Linked DNA regions of Homo sapiens: region 1 is linked to region 2. Evidence: chromatin loops called from intact Hi-C (ENCODE). Cell type or tissue: right lobe of liver. All regions are shown on one strand. Each heading gives the region's core, and the rest is flanking DNA. Links, peaks and the distances in the headings are about the cores only. Region 1 overlaps LOC105369395 (a long non-coding RNA gene). Region 2 holds the start of LINC02761 (long intergenic non-protein coding RNA 2761).

Region 1 (8,329 bases), core at 279-8,278, 95 kb before region 2:
ACTTTGGGAGGCTGAGGTGGGCGGATCGCTTAAGCCCAGGAGTTGGAGACCAGCCTGGCCAACATGGCAAAACCCCATCTCTACTAAAAATGCAAAATTTACCTGGGAGCAGTGGCATGCACCTGTAGTCCCAGCTACTGAGGTGGGAGGATTGCTTGAGCCTGGCGGGTCGAGGCTGCAGTGAGCCAAGATTGCACCACTACACTCCACCTTGGGTGACAGAGTAACTCTGCCTCAGAAAAAAACAAAACAAAACAAAAAACCATGGTAACAAACTGCAAATATTTGTTGCAGAAAAACCCAGGAGCATGGAAGGGCAAACGCAGAGGCCAGCAGAGTGGACTCAGGATTCTAGGTCACTGTACCAATGATGGGAGTGTCCTCAACTTGCTGCATGACCTTGATCTTATCCCTGTTCCTCTCTAGGCATCAATAAGGGAAATTTTAGCCTGAAGTCCCCCAAGGGGCCTCTGTATTTGGGTGCCCAGTTTTGATGCTACATAGAAGTCAAAGGTAGAAGGGCCCTTGGTGTCTCAGGCTCAGAAAGGGTTGGGCCTGCCCACATCCCACAACGAACACAGGCCCAGAACCAAGAACTCCTGAAAAGTCTGACTTGGTTACGGCACAAAGCACACTCCCTCCTGTTCTTCCAAGGCAAGTGTTCAGATCCTTTAGGGAGCCCTTTGGTGGTCATTTGGTGCAGCCTCTTTGGCTGGGCAGCTGCAGCTTCTTCTTCTTTTTTTTTTTTTTTTGAAACAGAGTCTCGCTCTGTCGCCCAGACTGGAGTGCAGTGGTGCGATCTCGGCTCACTGCAATCTCCGCCTCCCAGGTTCAAGCAGTTCTCCGCCTCAGCCTCCCAAGCAACTGTGATTACAGGCACCTGCCACCACGCCTGGCTAATTTTTGTATTTTTAGTAGAGATGGGGTTTCGCCATGTTGGCCAGGCTGGTCTTCAACTCCTAACCTCGTGATCCACCCGCCTCAGCCTCCCAAAGTGCTGGGATTACAGGCTTGAGCCACTGCGCCTGGCCCATCTTTTTTTTCTTTTGAGACAGAGTCTTGCTCTATCACCAGACTGGAGTGCAGTGGCGCTATCTTGGCTCACTGCAACTTTTGCCTCCTGGGTTCAAGTGATTCTCCTGCCTCAGCCTTCTGGGTGGCTGGGATTACAGGCACCCACCATCATACTCAACTAATTTTTGTATTTTTAGTAGAGACTGGGTTTCACCACGTTCACCAGGCTGGTCTTAAACTCCTGACCTCAAGTGATCCACCCGCCTCGGCCTCCCAAAGTGCTGGGATTATAGGCGTGAGCCACCATGCCCAGCCTGCAGCTTCATCTTTATTCCCAGGAGGGAGCACTCAGGTTGCCTTCCGGGTGAGCATGCTAAAGAACTTCCTTTAGTCTACCCTGTGGCCTAGCTGCAGCCATCCTTCTTGGGGGTGTGTTTGGGGCAGGACAGTGTGGGGAGTTGCTGGAGAGTGTCTGCTTGGTGGTGATGCCCAGTGCAATCTGATGCCCACCTTCCTATTACCACCCCTGCCAGCATCACACCACTTGGTGAGGTCAGCCTCTTGCTGGGAGGCTACCTCTTACGGGTCCCTTGGGGTTGTGGTCGGGGCTTCTCCTTGACTCAGCCAAGGGGTCCAGCCACTTCTGGAGGGTAAACCTTTCCCCTGGGTCTTCAGTCTCAGGGCAGGGTGACTCTTCCAAGCACCACCCAGTTCTGAACAGCAGGGCCTCTGGCACTGGTCCTTAGCTGTGGGCTTCAGTGAGAGTCCCTGCTGGTTTCCTGGTGGGAAAAGTCAGATTGGCCCCTGGGATGGTACCGCCAACTCACGCCAGGGAACACGAAGGGTAAAGCATCATCCCAGCTTGAGTGGGGAAGTCAGGCAAGTATTAGCATGCCCCAGAGCCTCTCCTGCTGCCTCTGGTCCTGCCTCATCCCTGAAACTCCCACTCCCTGCCCAGGGAGGTGTGGGGAGGGTGCTGCTCATGAGAGGAGATACACTTTTACTGAGCCCCTGCGTGGTGTAAAGCCCTCCTCCACCAGAGTCCTCATAGCCGCTCCGTGAGGTGTTACCATCCCCATCAACCAGCTGAGATCCTGAATTGCCAAGCCACTAAAAGTGGAATCAGCACTTGAATGTCTTTCAGAATCCAGTTTCTCACCTTTTCCTAAGCTGTCCTTATTCATGCATAGGGAAGCAATATTCATTCATTTTTTTTTTTCTTAAAGTGACTCTAACTGGTAAGAATAACTAACACATAGTAGTGACTCAGTCAATACTTGTTGTGAGCAAATGAACTAGTTCTTAGGACTGGGAGCTGCTGAGATGACCTGCCCTTCTTGGCATTCAGCACTGGCCCTGTTGGAAACCACACTGTGTGGAGAGAGCTGCTGATGTGAGGGGAGGCTCCGCTCGGGTACCTGTGGGCAGAGCATGCTTGTTCCCACCACCTTTGAGATGTAGGCGAAGCAAATCTGAGAAGCGGGAAGACAACTGGGGATTAGGGTGGGGCCTGAATTAGTTAGCGGAGGGTGTCCCCTCTGCGAGTTCCTGTCATCTCTCTGTACTCCCTGCCCTGCTGGGATGTAGCCCTGGAGCCCCTCTTCTCCTACGACTCAGCCTCCTTCAGGAAGCTTCCTTGCACTGGAGCCTGGATTGGGCCCTGCTCTGGGCTCCCCAGCCCTTGTGAATTGTTGTGACACAAGTTCCATGTTGTCATCAACTAGTTATGTGGTTGTTCCCCCACCAGACCAGGAGTTCCTGAAGGCAGGGGGTTGTTTGATTCCTCTCCGAGTCTGCAGCTCCCATGACAGGGCCAGAAGGAAAGGTTGTTGAATGAATGAATGAATGAATGAATGAATGAATGAATAAATAAAACAAGCAGTGCAAATATCCCTAGCCTGCAAGCCTTGGGCTTCAGTTCTGCCACCAGCTGGCAAAGCCCCATTCCACTCTGGTTTCACATGCCCGGTCTGTGCTCTGTGGCCATGGGACCCTTCAGCTGCCCCTGAGAAACAGGTAACGAGGGAGGGGCTAAGCGCCACTGGCAGATGCTCAGCTTGAAGCTGCCTCCCTGTGCTTGTCCCCTCAGCCTGAGCCCCGCCTACCGAGGGTGGAGGAAGGGCCCGTCAAATTGCATTCCCTTCACACTGCGTCCGTCGCATTGCCTCATCTCAGAAACGCTCCATCTTAGCTCTCATCTCTCTGCCCCAAGCAAGCTAGCTTGGCCAGCAGACCTGCTGACATCAGCCAGGACTTGCTGGGGGCCAGAGTTGGGGGCCGAGCCCTGCAATCCACCCACAGGATCAAAAAGCCTCTACAATGCTCTGCAGGTTTCCAAGCCTGTGCCACACCCAGCCCAGCCACCCCACACCCCAGAGGGCTGGACTCCCCATCATTACTCTGTTACTGAGGAAAGTGAGACCCATGGAGGGAGGGGCTGGAACAGCCCCGAGTGCCCAGTGACTGGTGCCCCAGCTGGGAATCTGGACTCAAGTCTTAAACTCCAAACTGGTTTATTTTAATCCCTAGTGCTATCTCGAGGTATGAATTTGGGCAAGTGGGTGATTTCCTCTGGGCCTCAGTTTCTTTATCTGTTTCAGGGGGATAGCTGTTGCCTGGTACTCCTGAAGGTGCCTGGAGAGGTGGAGGTGCTGCTGGGCACTATGGAAAAGGCACCAGCTGGGAGCCGGGCCCTGGCTCCGCTTCTCTCTGGCCTCAGCTCTCTGTCTGTAGAGTGAGGGGCCTGGCTGTCCCTTGTTCCTCCCCACTTCCTCTTCACTCTTGCTCCATCACCCTCACAGTGAAAGTGGTAGCAAGAGGAGCATTCTGTGCACTGGTTATTTTTCAGGCCTGGGTTGCGCTGTGGGCATCAAGAGAGGGCCCAGTCTCTACCCTTAGGGAACCCATGGATGTACAGGGGAGGACACATCTATTTGTTAGTTCATCCATCCACCATCAGTCATCTATCCATCCATCCGTCTATCCATCCCCACATCCCTCCAACCCCCCATCCATCCCCCCATTCTTCCATCCATCCCCCACCATCCATTCATTCGTCCATCCACACACCTATCCAGCCAGCAAACATTTACCCAGCATGGTCTCTGTCCCAGGCCTAGGCTATGTGGGACTGCTGAGCAGACTCCCACGGGGTCCTCCCTTCAAAGACTCACAATCCACCTCCAAGCTGCCCTCACATCTCAGTCCTCAACCTGGGCACTTCTTCCCAGGTCCAGACCTTATATCTCACAGACGCCCTGACTTTGCCCTTTGGGTGTCCCATAGGTTTCTCCAACTAGAACACTTGATCTGTCCCCCACCCTACCCGCTACTTGCTTCTCTCTCAGGTTTCCCCAGGTCAGTAAATGACCCCATGATCCATCCAGGGCTTAAAATCTACACATCTTCCTAGATTCCTCTCTCCTCTCACTCACCCTTGACACCCAAACAAGCAAGCAGTAAAAATCTGAGGATACTGCCTCCAAATAAGCTGCTGTTGCCAATTCTCCCGTCTCCACCATCGTCACAGTCATGGAAGCACAGTCACACTGGACCGTGACAGTCTCCTCTCACCCCTCCTCCACAGTGGCAACAAGATCTTTCCAAACGCAGACCAAACCCTGTCTCTCTCTGCTTAAAACTCTCAGGCTCCCATTGCCTCGAGGCTCAGGCCATGTTCCATGGGGCAGTGTCCAGCTGTGCCCACCTCTCCGGCCTCATCTCGTGACCCCCCTGGGCTTTACACCCAGCCTTCTTTCAGCTCCTCAAACTCCTGCTTCAGAGCCTTTGCCTGTGCCTGGAAGAATATGTCCTTTTGCCCCTCCGTCCGCTCCTCACGGCGGCCACCGCTGGCCAGTGTCTTCCCTCCCATCAGCTCTCAGTTTGAACAGCACTATCCTGGGGTTATTCTCACCTGAACCTGAGTCTAGTGGGTTCTCCTGTGTCCCTTCTGACTGCCTTCCTTCCTCCCTTAAGACCATCCTTGGCCGGGCGCAGTTGCTCACGCCTGTAATCCCAGCACTTTGGGAGGCCGAGGCAGGTGGATCATGAGGTCAGGAGTTCAAGACCAGCCTGGCAAACATGGCGAAACCCCATCTCTACTAAAAATACAAAAATTAGCCGGGTGTGGTGGTGGGCACCTGTGATCTCAGCTACTCGGTGGTGGTGGGCGCCTGCGATCTCAGCTATTTGGGAGGCTGAGGCAGGAGAATCACTTTAACCTGGGAGGCAGAGGTTGCAGTGAGCTGAGATCGCACCACTGCACTCCAGCCTGGGCGACAGAGCAAGACCCCGACTCGAAAAGAAAAAAAAAATCATCCTAAGATCTCCATTTCCTGCCTGTTTTCTTTCTGTCCACATTTGTTAAGTGCCTACCATCTACCTGGCATGAAAATACAGTGATGAACAAAAATAAGCAGGGTCCTGGCCCTCAGGGAGCCTGGATCCCAATGAGGGAGGCTCATGTTGGCAGAGAAATGCCCAGGAAATAGAGACAAACTGGGACAAGTATTTGCCACTTCTCACATGGCATTGATCACAGATTGGCTTCCCTGAGAGGCAGCTCCTGGCTGGCTGATGAGGGGTGTCCCTGGAATCATCCCTACTAAAGGGAGGGGAGGAAGCAGGAGGCTGTGATAGTCGTATGAAGGCCTCAGCTGGCCCCTGCGGGAGCTCTGGACCTGAGACAAGACTCAGAGTTGCCCCAGTTTGAGGTGAGGGGCTGGGTCTCCCCTCCCTGCAAGCTGGTCAGTCATTGGTGGAAGCTGCCCCTAGAAGAGGGAGTGATCTTGGCCAAGGCAGCTTTCTTCAGCAGAGCTGATTTTGCCGAAGTGCTGACAGCTGGGGGCTGTCTTCCTGCACTCCCAGCACTTCATTTCTGAAGAGGGACCTGGAAGGCCTAGCATCGCACATGGGAGGCATGTGTCATCACCCATGCGTGGCATGTGGGGAAACTGAGGCTCACAGGAGTCACAGGCTTTCCTGTCATCATACGGCTCACCCATCAGCCTTATAATTATCTCTCTGCTTCCAAACTTCTCCTCCTTTGGCACCTGCTTTCCCCGTGGGGAGCCGTGGAGGCAGCTGAGCACTGGAGAGGCTGAGGGGTACTCCAGAGAATTCAATAATCCAGCACCGTGGGGGTGCATTGGAGGAGCAGCGAGGGCTGGTTCCTCTGCCAGGTCTGGTACTTGGCCTCACCTGGTACATGGAGGGGCACTGCAAATGCTGCCTCTGGGGGCCATACCATTGTGTATAGAGTGTGGGGGCTCTCAGGCCCCCCCGAATCAGAGCTGTCCTCATGATTCGGCCCCTGGTAGCATCCCTGGCCCCCGTGCCCTTCAGAGGCACAGCCTGGGTACTGGCCAAGAGCCGGCAGGTGATGTAAGTGGTATGATTGAGGGGGAAGACAAGTGAGCAGAGCTGGGCCTGCCATTCCCAGGACTGTGGGTTAGACAGGCTAAACAACAAAACAAAACAAAACCCCCAGCTCCCCAGCCCTCTGTTACTGTTTGCCAAGCACTTCCTCAGGTGCTTTACTTACACTGCAGGTCGTTCTCACAACTCTGTGAGGAGAGACAATTTTTTTTTTTGTTTTTTGAGATAGAGTCTCACTCTATTGCCCAGGCTAGAGTGTGCAGTGGCGTGATCTTGGCTCACTGCAACCTCCACCTCCCAGGTTCAAGCAATTCTCGTGCCTCAACCTCCCGAATAGCTGGGATCACAGGCATCCGCCACCACGCCCGGCTAATTTTTGTACTTTTAATAGAGATGGGGCTTTGACATGTTGGCCAGGCTGGTCTCGGACTCCTGACCTCAGGTGATCCACCCGTGTTGGCCTCCCAAGGTGCCGGGATTACAGGTGTAAGCCACCGCGCCTGGCAGGAGGGATAGTTTCTTAGCCCATTTTAAAGATGAGGACATGGAGGCTTGAAAAGCTCTAGTGACTTGCACGGTGATATCCAGCTGATAAGTGTTGATGGGAGGATCCCAGGAGGGAGAGAATTCAAGGTGGAGAATGGGAGTGAGGTCGGGGGAGAGTCCCTGACTTGAGATGTGAGCTGCCACCACTTTTCCAGGGCGCTGGCAGCCCTCAGGGAGGGTGTAGAGGATGCCTCTCAGCCCTGTTTCAGCCAGGCCATCTCTGGTCTGCACTTGGGGGTGTTTTGGAGATGGAGCGGGTTACAGCTGCTTCTGCCACAGCGCCCTGGGTGAATCTTGCCTGACCTGCTCCGCCTGGATTTTGCTGAGCCCTGGGTGTTGAGGGAGGAGAGGGGAAGGAGGAGCAGAGCCACCCTCCACCTCCCAGCCACTGGGTTACAAATAATTGCACCATTGGCTACAGAACAAGGAAGGTTTCACCTCGGGTAGTGAAGCTGGGATGCTCACTTCACAGTGCACTGGGCAACTTGCGTTCTACCCTGTCTGGCAACATGTGGGGAGTCTCCTTATAGGTGACAGGCGACATGCAGAAGGCAATGGTTTCTGACCAAGAAGCCTTTTCTTCCAGAGGTTGGGGTGTGTCAGGAGCCACTTGAGTATTCTCCTGGTTTAGTGTTTCTGGGGCTGAATTCAGATGCTATTTTGTCTTGTGGGCACCTAGTGGGTGCCAAGCCCCGCATAGGGGTGTTGTAAGTCCCTGAGCCCATCCAATTTGCACAGCGGCCCAGTGGGAAAGAGATTATCACTCCCATGGCTCTGATGGGGAGATTGAAGCCAGAGAGGTGAAAGGACTCACTCAGATTTACCAACTCCCAGCCCAGGATTCCTTTGCTGTTTCCCAGCTATTTCCACAAATGATAGGACGCGTATCCTATGATCTCTGAACTGGGGAGTAAATAACAGTGGGGAGAAGCCTTTGGTTTCACTTTTGTGCTTATTAGGGAGAAATTTTGGTTGGACCAACCAACCCTCACTTTCCCCATCCATTAAATGGGGATTAATTTTATATTTATATTTATTTTTTATTTGTTCATTTTTAAAAGAAAGGGTCTCGCTCTGTCACCCAGGCTGGAATGCAGTGACATGATCATGGCTCACTGCAGCCTCAAACTCCTGGGCTCAAGTGATCCTCTTGCCTCAGCCTCCTGAGTAGCTGGGACTACAGGCATGCAGCATTTTGCCTAATTTTTTTTTTTTTTTTAGACGGAGTCTTGCCCAGACTGGAGTGCAGTGGCACGATCTTGGCTCACTGCAAGCTCCGCCTCCTGAGTTCAAGCGATTCTCCTGCCTCAGCTTCCTGAGTAGCTGGGACTATAGGCACATGCCACCATGCCCGGCTAATTTTTTGTATTTTTAGTAGAGACAGAGTTTCACC
Region 2 (8,329 bases), core at 276-8,275:
GCTCAAATCCAGGAGCTGGATGTTGCAGTGAGCCGAGATCGCGCCATTGCACTCACTCCAGCCTGGGAGACAGAGTGAGACTCTGTCTCAAAACAAAAACAAAAACAAACCCAAAAAAATTTAGCCGGGCATTGTGGCAGGCGCCTATAATCCCAGTTACTCAGGAGGCTGAGGCAGGAGAATCACTTTAACCCAAGAGGCAGAAGTTGCAGTGAGCCAAGATTGCGCCATTGCACTTCAGCCTGGGCAACAAGAGTGAAACTCCATCTCAAAAAAAAAAAAAAAAAAAAAGGTACAGCCACTATGGAGAACAGTTTGACAGTTCCCTTAAAGTTATATAATTACCATATGATCCAGCAATTCCATCCCTAGGTACATACACAAGAGAACTGAAAGCATGTATTTCATACCAACACTTGGCACGTGAATGTTCATAGAAGCATTATTTGTAATCGCCAAAAAGTAGAAACAACCCAAATGTCCCTCAACTGATGAACGAGTCAACAAAATGTATATATCCATACAATAAAATATTAACCAACCATACAAATAAATGAAGGAGTACGATACATGCTACAACATAGATAAACATGAAAATGAACTTGAACTGTCCAGAATAGGAAAATCCATAGAGACAAAAAGAATCAGCAGTTTCTAGGGGCTGGAGTGGTGGGTGGAATGAAGAGTGACTACTAGTGGGTATTGGATTGATTCTTGGGGTGATGGATGAAAATGTCCTGAAATTAGAAAGTAGTGATGGTTGTGCAACTTTGTGAATATACTAAAAACCACTGAACAGTACACTGTAACATGGTGAATGTGTGGTATAAAAGCTATATCTCATATTTTTTTCCTTTCCAACTTATAGGTTCAAGGGGGTACATGTACAGGTTTGTTACATGGATAAATTGCATGTTGTGGGAGTTTGGCATATAGATAATTTTGTCATCCGGGTAATCAGCATAATATCCGATACGTAGTTTTTCAGTCCTTACCCTCCTCCCCCAATCCACCTTCAGACAGGCCCCCGTGTCTATTGTTCTCTTCCTTGTGTCCACACGTACTCAATGTCTAGCTGCCACCTAAAAGTGAGAACGTGCAGTATTTAGTTTCCTGTTCTTGCATTAATTCACTTAAGATTATGGCCTCCAGTTCCATCCATGTTGCTGGAAAGGCCATGATCTCATTTTTTATAGCTGCATAGTATTCCATGATGTATATGTACCACATTTTCTTTATCCAGTCCACTGTTGATGGGCATCTAGATTGATTCCATATCTTTGCTATTGTGAATAGGGCTGCAATGAACATACATGTGCCTGTGTCTTTATGGCAGAATAATTTATATTCCTCTGGGTATGTAACCAGTAATGGGATTGCTGGGTCAAATGGTAGTTCTATTTAAGTTTTTTGAGACATCTCTAGACTGCTTTCCACAGTGGCTGAACTAGTTTACATTCTCACCAGCAGTGTATACACATACCCTTTTCTCCACAATCTCACCAGCATCTGTTGTTTTTGATTTTCAATAATAGCGATTCTGACTGGTATGGGATGGTATCTTATTGTGGTTTTGTTTTGCATTTCTCTAATGATTAGTGATGTTGAACATTTTTCACTGCTTTTTGGCCACATGTATATATTCTTTTAAGAAGTGTCTGTTCATGTCTTTTGCTCATTTTTTAACTTTAATTTTTATTTAATAATTTTAACTTAATATTACTTTAATAATTAAAATTTTTTTAATTATTAATTTTAAAAAATTGAGATGAGGTCTCACCACCTTAGTTTGTTGCCCAGGCTGGCCTCAAACTCCTCAGCTCAAGTGATACCTCCTACCTTGGCTTCTCAAAGTGCTGGGATTACAGGCATAAGCCACCATGACCAGCCTTTTGCTCATTTTTAAATGGGGTTGTTTTTTGCTTGTTGATCAGTTTGAGTTTCTTATAGATTCTGGATATTAGACCTTTGTCAGATGCATAGTTTGCAAATACCAAGTTTTTTTTAAAGGTATTTGTGTGGATCTGGAGAGAATCTTGCAGAACACTGAGCCCAGTGTTCTCCTGCTCCTGCTTCAACATGCCTCCATGTTAAAGATGGGGAAACTATAGCCCAGAGAGGGGAAGGTTCACACAGCATGTCTGAGACAGACCAGGGACTGGAACCACAGCTATTGCCACCCCGCTCTTCCCTGCCTAGACTGTTAAGTCTTGGAGGACAGGAACTTTTATTAATTTTGTACCCCCTGTAACAACAGCTCAGGACTCAGCACATTGTGGTGGAGATAGGATTGCTCTAATTGCAAGAGAGTAGATAGAGACCCTATTCTGATGATCCTACGGAAACATGGATTCACTGGCACCATAATTGGGAAGGACAGGGTGTGCTCAGGGACTCAAATGGCACCCCACCTCCACCCCACTACCTGTTTCTTCTCTTTCTTCTTCATTCTCCTTGTCTTCCTCACATGGCAGAGAATACAGGGTAGGAAGCCCTGGGAATCACGCCTTTGGAATTTGCATTCCAAGGTGGGCTGACTCCTTTCTCCCAGAACCCATTTATGCATCCCAGGGAAATGGCTCTATTTGGTTCAGTTGGGTCATATACTCTTCCTGGGCCAATTATGTGGCTAGGAAGATGGAATTCTCCACAAGGCCAGGCCTTCTATCAGGGGACTGGGCTCTGTGTCTGAGAGCCCCATCAGAACCTCATAAAGTGGGGAGATGGCAGGGAGGGGTGTTGTTACCATTAGAAGGGAAAGAGAGGTTGGGCAGGCAAAAACTCAGCTGCCCCCTCCCATAAGCATTCAGGCCATTGTGGGAATGATCCGCTAGCCAGGGGAAAAGGCAGTCATGGTGTTTGGATGCAGAGTGGCCTAGGGTTCAAGACCCAGCTTTTTCACTTTCTGGCTGTGTGCAGGTGGGCAAGGGACCTCCCAGAGCCTCATTTTTCCTGACTGCAAAGTGAAAACAAAAATCCCAGCCCATAGAGTTGTAAATATTTGAGATAAGGGCAATAGAGTGATAGCCCAGAGCCTAGTGCATAGTAGGGGGTTGTGGTAAGGGTGGTCATTGTCATTGTTATTGATGCTTTGGGTGGGTCGATGTTTAGCTTCAAGTCAGAAGCTGAGGATTCTGAGAAAATGCTTCAGACAGTGGGAGCTTCTCAAGGCCCAGACCCCTGCACCAGGGTTATGGGGAAAGGCAGTGAGAGAGATGACTCCTCCCGGGTAAGGATTATAGAAGATGTCATATCTGTGGGGCATGAGAGGGGAGTTGACCTCTAGGAGTCCTGAACTCAGGGTCAGCCCAGCACTGCCCCAACCTGCTGGTTGACTCTGGCCTGGTGACCTGCCCTCTCTGAGCTCAATGATCCCTGAACCAGTGACAGCTCCGCATGACTGCTCAGGATTCCTGCTCATCTAAGGCTGCTAGGAAGTCAACAGTGTCACCTCCCACACTCCCTGTTTTTTAAAGGGATCGAGCAGCCCTTAACACAGAGTTGAACATCTGCCCTTCTCAAGGCCCTGTGCTGGGCTTGAGGACTCAGGTGACTCTGACCCAGCCTGCCCTCAAGGGCCTGCAGCCTGGCTAGGTGAATCAACATGGCGCCCTGAACAAGGATAGCTCAGGCACTGATTCCCTGTGTGACCTTGGGCAAGTCACCACCTCTCCCTGGAGCTCTCGTTTTCCCATCTGTAAGAGAAGGGGTTAAACGTGAGGATGAGAGCCTACAGCCCCAAAGAGGTGGATGGAGAGCCCACCCCCATACCTCAGCCTCGGCTCAGAGTCTAGTGACATCATCCACAACCCTCTCCTGTTTCCCTGGCAACTGGGGTGCTGGCCGAGGCTCCCCAGGGGCCCAGACCGTCTGGATTTCCTTGCACATAACTATACCTCGTCCACATTTTCACAATTAAATTGTCAGTTTGGGTTAAGTGTTGTCTGCTGATGGCTGTCAACCTCTCTCTGGCTCTCCTCACTCTTCACCCAGAGCAGGTAAGTGAGAACGTCCTGCCTGTCCCTCAGTGCCATGGAAAGGAACTAGGATGTTAGTGGGAGGCAGGAGAACTGGGTTCCAGGGTAGCTCTGCTATGCACTTGCTGTGTGGTCTTGGGTAAGTCACTTGCCCTCTCTGGGCCTAGGTCTCCCCATCTTAACAACAGAGCTAATCACCTCTGCCCAGCCTCCCTCTCAAGCCAGTGGCAAGTCTCAAAGGAGCCTGCCCATAACTGTGGCAGGGCTTAGAAAACTGGAAAGCTCAACTTGAGGTCTGGGATGGTTAATAAAATGAGCAAACGGACCTTGAGAGGGACTTCTCTGAATCCCCACCAAACAGACAGGTAAGTCAGTTCCCCTCTGGTCTACCCCGCATCCTTCTGGCTACAGATCTAGCCCAGGTCTTCTCCCTCTCACAGTCTGTTCCTGGATTGAAAAGGACAGAAAAAGTGCTCTTCCCAACAGGGCTTGGCACTGAAGATGCAGAGCAGAGGTGCTAGACCAGAGGACTAAGGGCCCTGCTTCCCACAACAGATGTGTCCATGCAGGTGGCTCAGCTGCTGCATTAGTGGCCAGGCTGTCCCTCCCCTCCACTAGCCCAAGTCATTCCTGCTGCTACCCCACTTTCCCCTCATAGGCTTCCAGGAGCTCCATCTCCCCTCACCTCCCCATCCAACCCCAGACCTGCCCCAGACTTGAATCCCAAACCTGACCTTACCCCTTCCCTCTTCAGACCTCCTCCATGTCTCTCTTGGCAAAGCCCAAGCTCCCTAGCCCAGCACTGAAGGCCCTCCGTGGCATGGGCCTGGCTTCCTCTCCCGTTATTCTCCCTCCTGTTGCTCTTCATGCCAGCAGCACCGAACCACCCACTTACCCTTCTCTGAAAGCAAACTTCTTCTTGTCTTTGCTTACACTGTTCCCCTGCTGGGAACGCCCTCCCCCTTCCCCGGCCACCTGACAATTCCTCTCCCACCTGCACATTATTTATATAGACATGAATGCTAAGTACAGATGAGCTCTCCATCTGGAACTGTTTACGTACCTGGCAGAAAAGGAACTAACCTTTATCAAGGACCGATTACGTGCTGAGCATTTTACATACATCATCTCTCCTTTAAGCCCCACAGCAACCCAGGCAATAAATTTCACTCCTCCTATTTTTCAGGTGAGAAAACTGAGGCTCAGAGACATGAAGTGTCTCTTCCAAGGCCAAACAGAAGTTGCTTTCGAGTTGCAACCCCAAACTGTGTGATCCAGAGCCCATGCTTGTTTTAGGGCCAGGTGGAAGCACTTCCCTTAGGGTTATATCTGTGTCCGGGGACACCATGTACATAAAAATACTTGTTATTAAGTGAGGTTGTGCTGCTTTGTAATGCTAGGGACCATCGTGATGTGCCTAAGGCTATCCTATATAAGAGGGGACCCCAGGAAGACAGCCAGGACCCCTGGGGGAATCAGAGGTCTCTGCTCTAGACGGAGGAGGATCTTCTCCAAGACAGAGCCATTCATAATGGAAGACACCATCCTGGAGGGAGTGAGCTCCAATCCCTGGCAACTTTGGAGCAATTACTGTTTGTCCAGCCCTGGTGCAGTACTGGGGACATAGCAGCACATGACAGAGCTATCACTGGCCACATGCTGCCCCAGATCAGTGGAGACATTACAGGGCCTCTGGTGGCCAGCACCTTGGGGTTATGAGAGGGGGTGGCCCAACGGTAAGATTCTAAGATTCTGAAATGACATTAGACAAATAATTGTGTATATATTTAGCTTTTTCACTCTTTAAGCCTGGCTGCTTCTTGTCTCTATTGCTACATAACAAACCATGTCAAGATTTAGTAGTTTAAAGCCATAATTGACTCTCGTGCTTCTGTGGGCTGACCCAGCAGCTCTGCTGACCTTGTTGGGCTCGCTCGCGTGGCTGCATTTGACTGATGGGCCAGCCGATACAGCAAGGCCTCTCTCTGCCCCAGCCTGGGCTTCTGACCTTGCAGCTGGGCTGGGCCCCAACAGGGTGAAGGCAGAAGCTGCAAGGCCCCGAGTCCTGGGCAGCAGAACACAGGCTACATCTACTAGTCAAGCAAGCCATGAGGTCAGCCCAGATGGAGGGGTGGGGACAGAGCCTTCGCTTTTGCATGGAGTCACATTCCAAAGAGTCTTTATGTTCTGGGATGGGAGGAATTGGTGCTACTAAAAAGCTGCCTCACTGGCCTGCTCAGAAAGGCTTCAGAACCAGTGACAAATAACTGCATGGCTTATGCCTGGATGTCAGGAGACCTGATATCTGTCTCCTGCACCACTAACCGAGTGATGTGCGACCCCTCTCTCGGCGTCAGTTTCTCTATGTGTACAGTCGGGGCACTGAGCATGGTAGGTCTCTGGCCCTGTGTGTGCGTGTGATGGGGTGAAACTCAGACAATGCCGCCTCTCTTCTCCCAGGTGCAGAGACGCTGATTTGTACACATATCAGAGAAGCAGAGGCCCAACCATAAAAGAAACTGCCATCCTGACACAAATGCCCCTGTGGCCCACTGCTTCCTATGCCTCCTCTTCTGGTGACAGGCACTGCACCCAGCCATGCCCAGAGCCAGTTTCCCGTGGCAATAACAGATGTCCATCAGAGGGAGAGTGCGTGACTCAAACAAGGCCAATCAGCCGCCTTCCCTGGGACTGATTCAGAGGCCCAAGGAGACAGAGGTCTCATTTGACTGGAATTTCTAACTGGGGCTGTTGGTGGCTGCATCCCAATGGGGAGAAATGAGGCCCGGGTGAGTTCAAAGAGAGGAGGAAGAAGGAGAAGTGAGTTTGAGACAGCACAGCATCTCCAGGGGACCAGCACCAGCCCTGAGCCCTCCTGAGTGCAGTAGGGCCACCAGCCACCCCAGTTTCTCCTGCAGGAACCAGTTTCTCTGGTGTTGAAGCTGGTTGGGGTTGGGTTTCTTCTCTCCTGGAGCTGAAAGAGGCCTGAGAAACACACACATTGTCTCCTGAGCAGCCACCACCATGATTAAACAACTGAGAGTTGAAAGCAGGCTTTCAGATGTGACGCCCTCAGTAGACATGACGGGTGGCATTTTGTTATGTGCACCCAGGAAAGACACCTCCCATCTCTCCGTGGTGCCCCCAGGCCTGCTCCCTGAGCCCTGTAAAATAACAATACCTCCCCTGAGGTAACTGAAGGGGAGGAGGAAGACATACCCTACCCTGGGCAGTGGGCAGAGGTTCCAGAAACCCACAGACCCGGGGTTTGCAGCCAGGCCCACTCACTGACAGAGAGATCTTGTATGAATTACCTGACAGACCTGGCCCAGTGTGCTTATCTGCAGAGCAATGCCTGTCTCAGGCATAGGCACAGAAACTGCCTAGCACACAGTAGGTGCTTGTTCAACCAATATGACTTCTTACAACATTATTTCTCAATAACATCGAGAAGGAGTGGTTTCGTGGCTTTCTGTTTTGCAGATGATGAAACTAAGGATCCCAGAGGCTGAGTGACTTCCCCGGAGTCCCTCGGTGGGTAAGTGGAGGAGGTGAGTCTGACAGCCAGGCCCAGGTGCTCTGATGACAGGCCTGCTGCTATTTTGTCCCCTTACCCCACCCTTGCCTGGAAGATCTGGCCTCACAGGGCATGCCAGAAACAGCTGGGCTGGGTTCCTCTGCTCAGACCCCCTGTTCATGTGTCTTCTCAGAAAGGCCTTTCTAAAAGCACCCTGGTGGTGGAAGCAGTACGCTTTAGTCTCATTGTAACCAATGAGAAATGGGAAATGGTGATGACGGCCTCTGCCCTGCCCTGCCCTCCCTCGAGATGTGTCCAGGACCAGGATGAGGGATCTCAAAAAATGGTTCTGGCCGGTGCAGTGCCTCATGCCTGTAATCCCAGCACTTTGAGAGGTCAAGGTGGGTGGATCACCTGAGGTCAGGAGTTTGAGACCAGCCTGGCCAACATGGTGAAACCCCTGTCTCTACTAAAAATACAAAAATTAGCCGGGTGTGGTGGTGGGCACCTGTAGTCCCAGCTACTTGGAAGGCTGAAGCATGAGAATCGCTTGAACCCAAAAGGTGGAGGTTGCAGTGAGCTGAGACTGCACCATTGCACTCCAGCCTGGGCAACAAGAGCGAAACTCTGTCTCAAAACAAAACAAAACAAAACAAAAATGGTTCTGGGAAGCCAGCATCTGCCAGGTGGCCTGGGGTCGGGAGAGGGAGAGTACCTGTGGTCTTCCTTCATTCACATTCATGGCTCGTCCTATGGCACAGGCTGGTTTGGTGGTGAGAAGAGCATGGCCCAGGGAGTGCTGGTTCCAGGCTAGAAAGAGTCATCTATGGAGCAG

The links. Peaks named below come from ENCODE experiments on the same cell type or tissue, not always from the same donor. Only the 100,000 strongest peaks of a DNase experiment are listed, where the experiment ranks them.
Region 1: a loop joins it to region 2, with 3 times the contacts of the local background. A loop is called at or near these places in 104 of 110 quality-filtered maps.

What each region holds. Positions count from the first base shown.
Region 1 is chr11:76,308,930-76,317,258 of GRCh38, reverse strand. The region is part of intron 4 of LOC105369395 (a long non-coding RNA gene); the gene reads right to left. Among named protein-coding and RNA genes, the nearest start is that of THAP12, 68 kb to the left of the region's middle. RefSeq lists a silencer at 2,334-2,512 and an enhancer at 2,664-3,213. In right lobe of liver, for the core only: no CTCF peak of the experiment used is centred there; no DNase peak of the experiment used is centred there.
Region 2 is chr11:76,214,424-76,222,752 of GRCh38, reverse strand. It overlaps LINC02761 (long intergenic non-protein coding RNA 2761), which reads left to right and starts at 6,663. Exons shown (of 3, transcript XR_007062785.1): 1 at 6,663-6,766; 2 at 7,461-7,528. In right lobe of liver, for the core only: no CTCF peak of the experiment used is centred there; no DNase peak of the experiment used is centred there.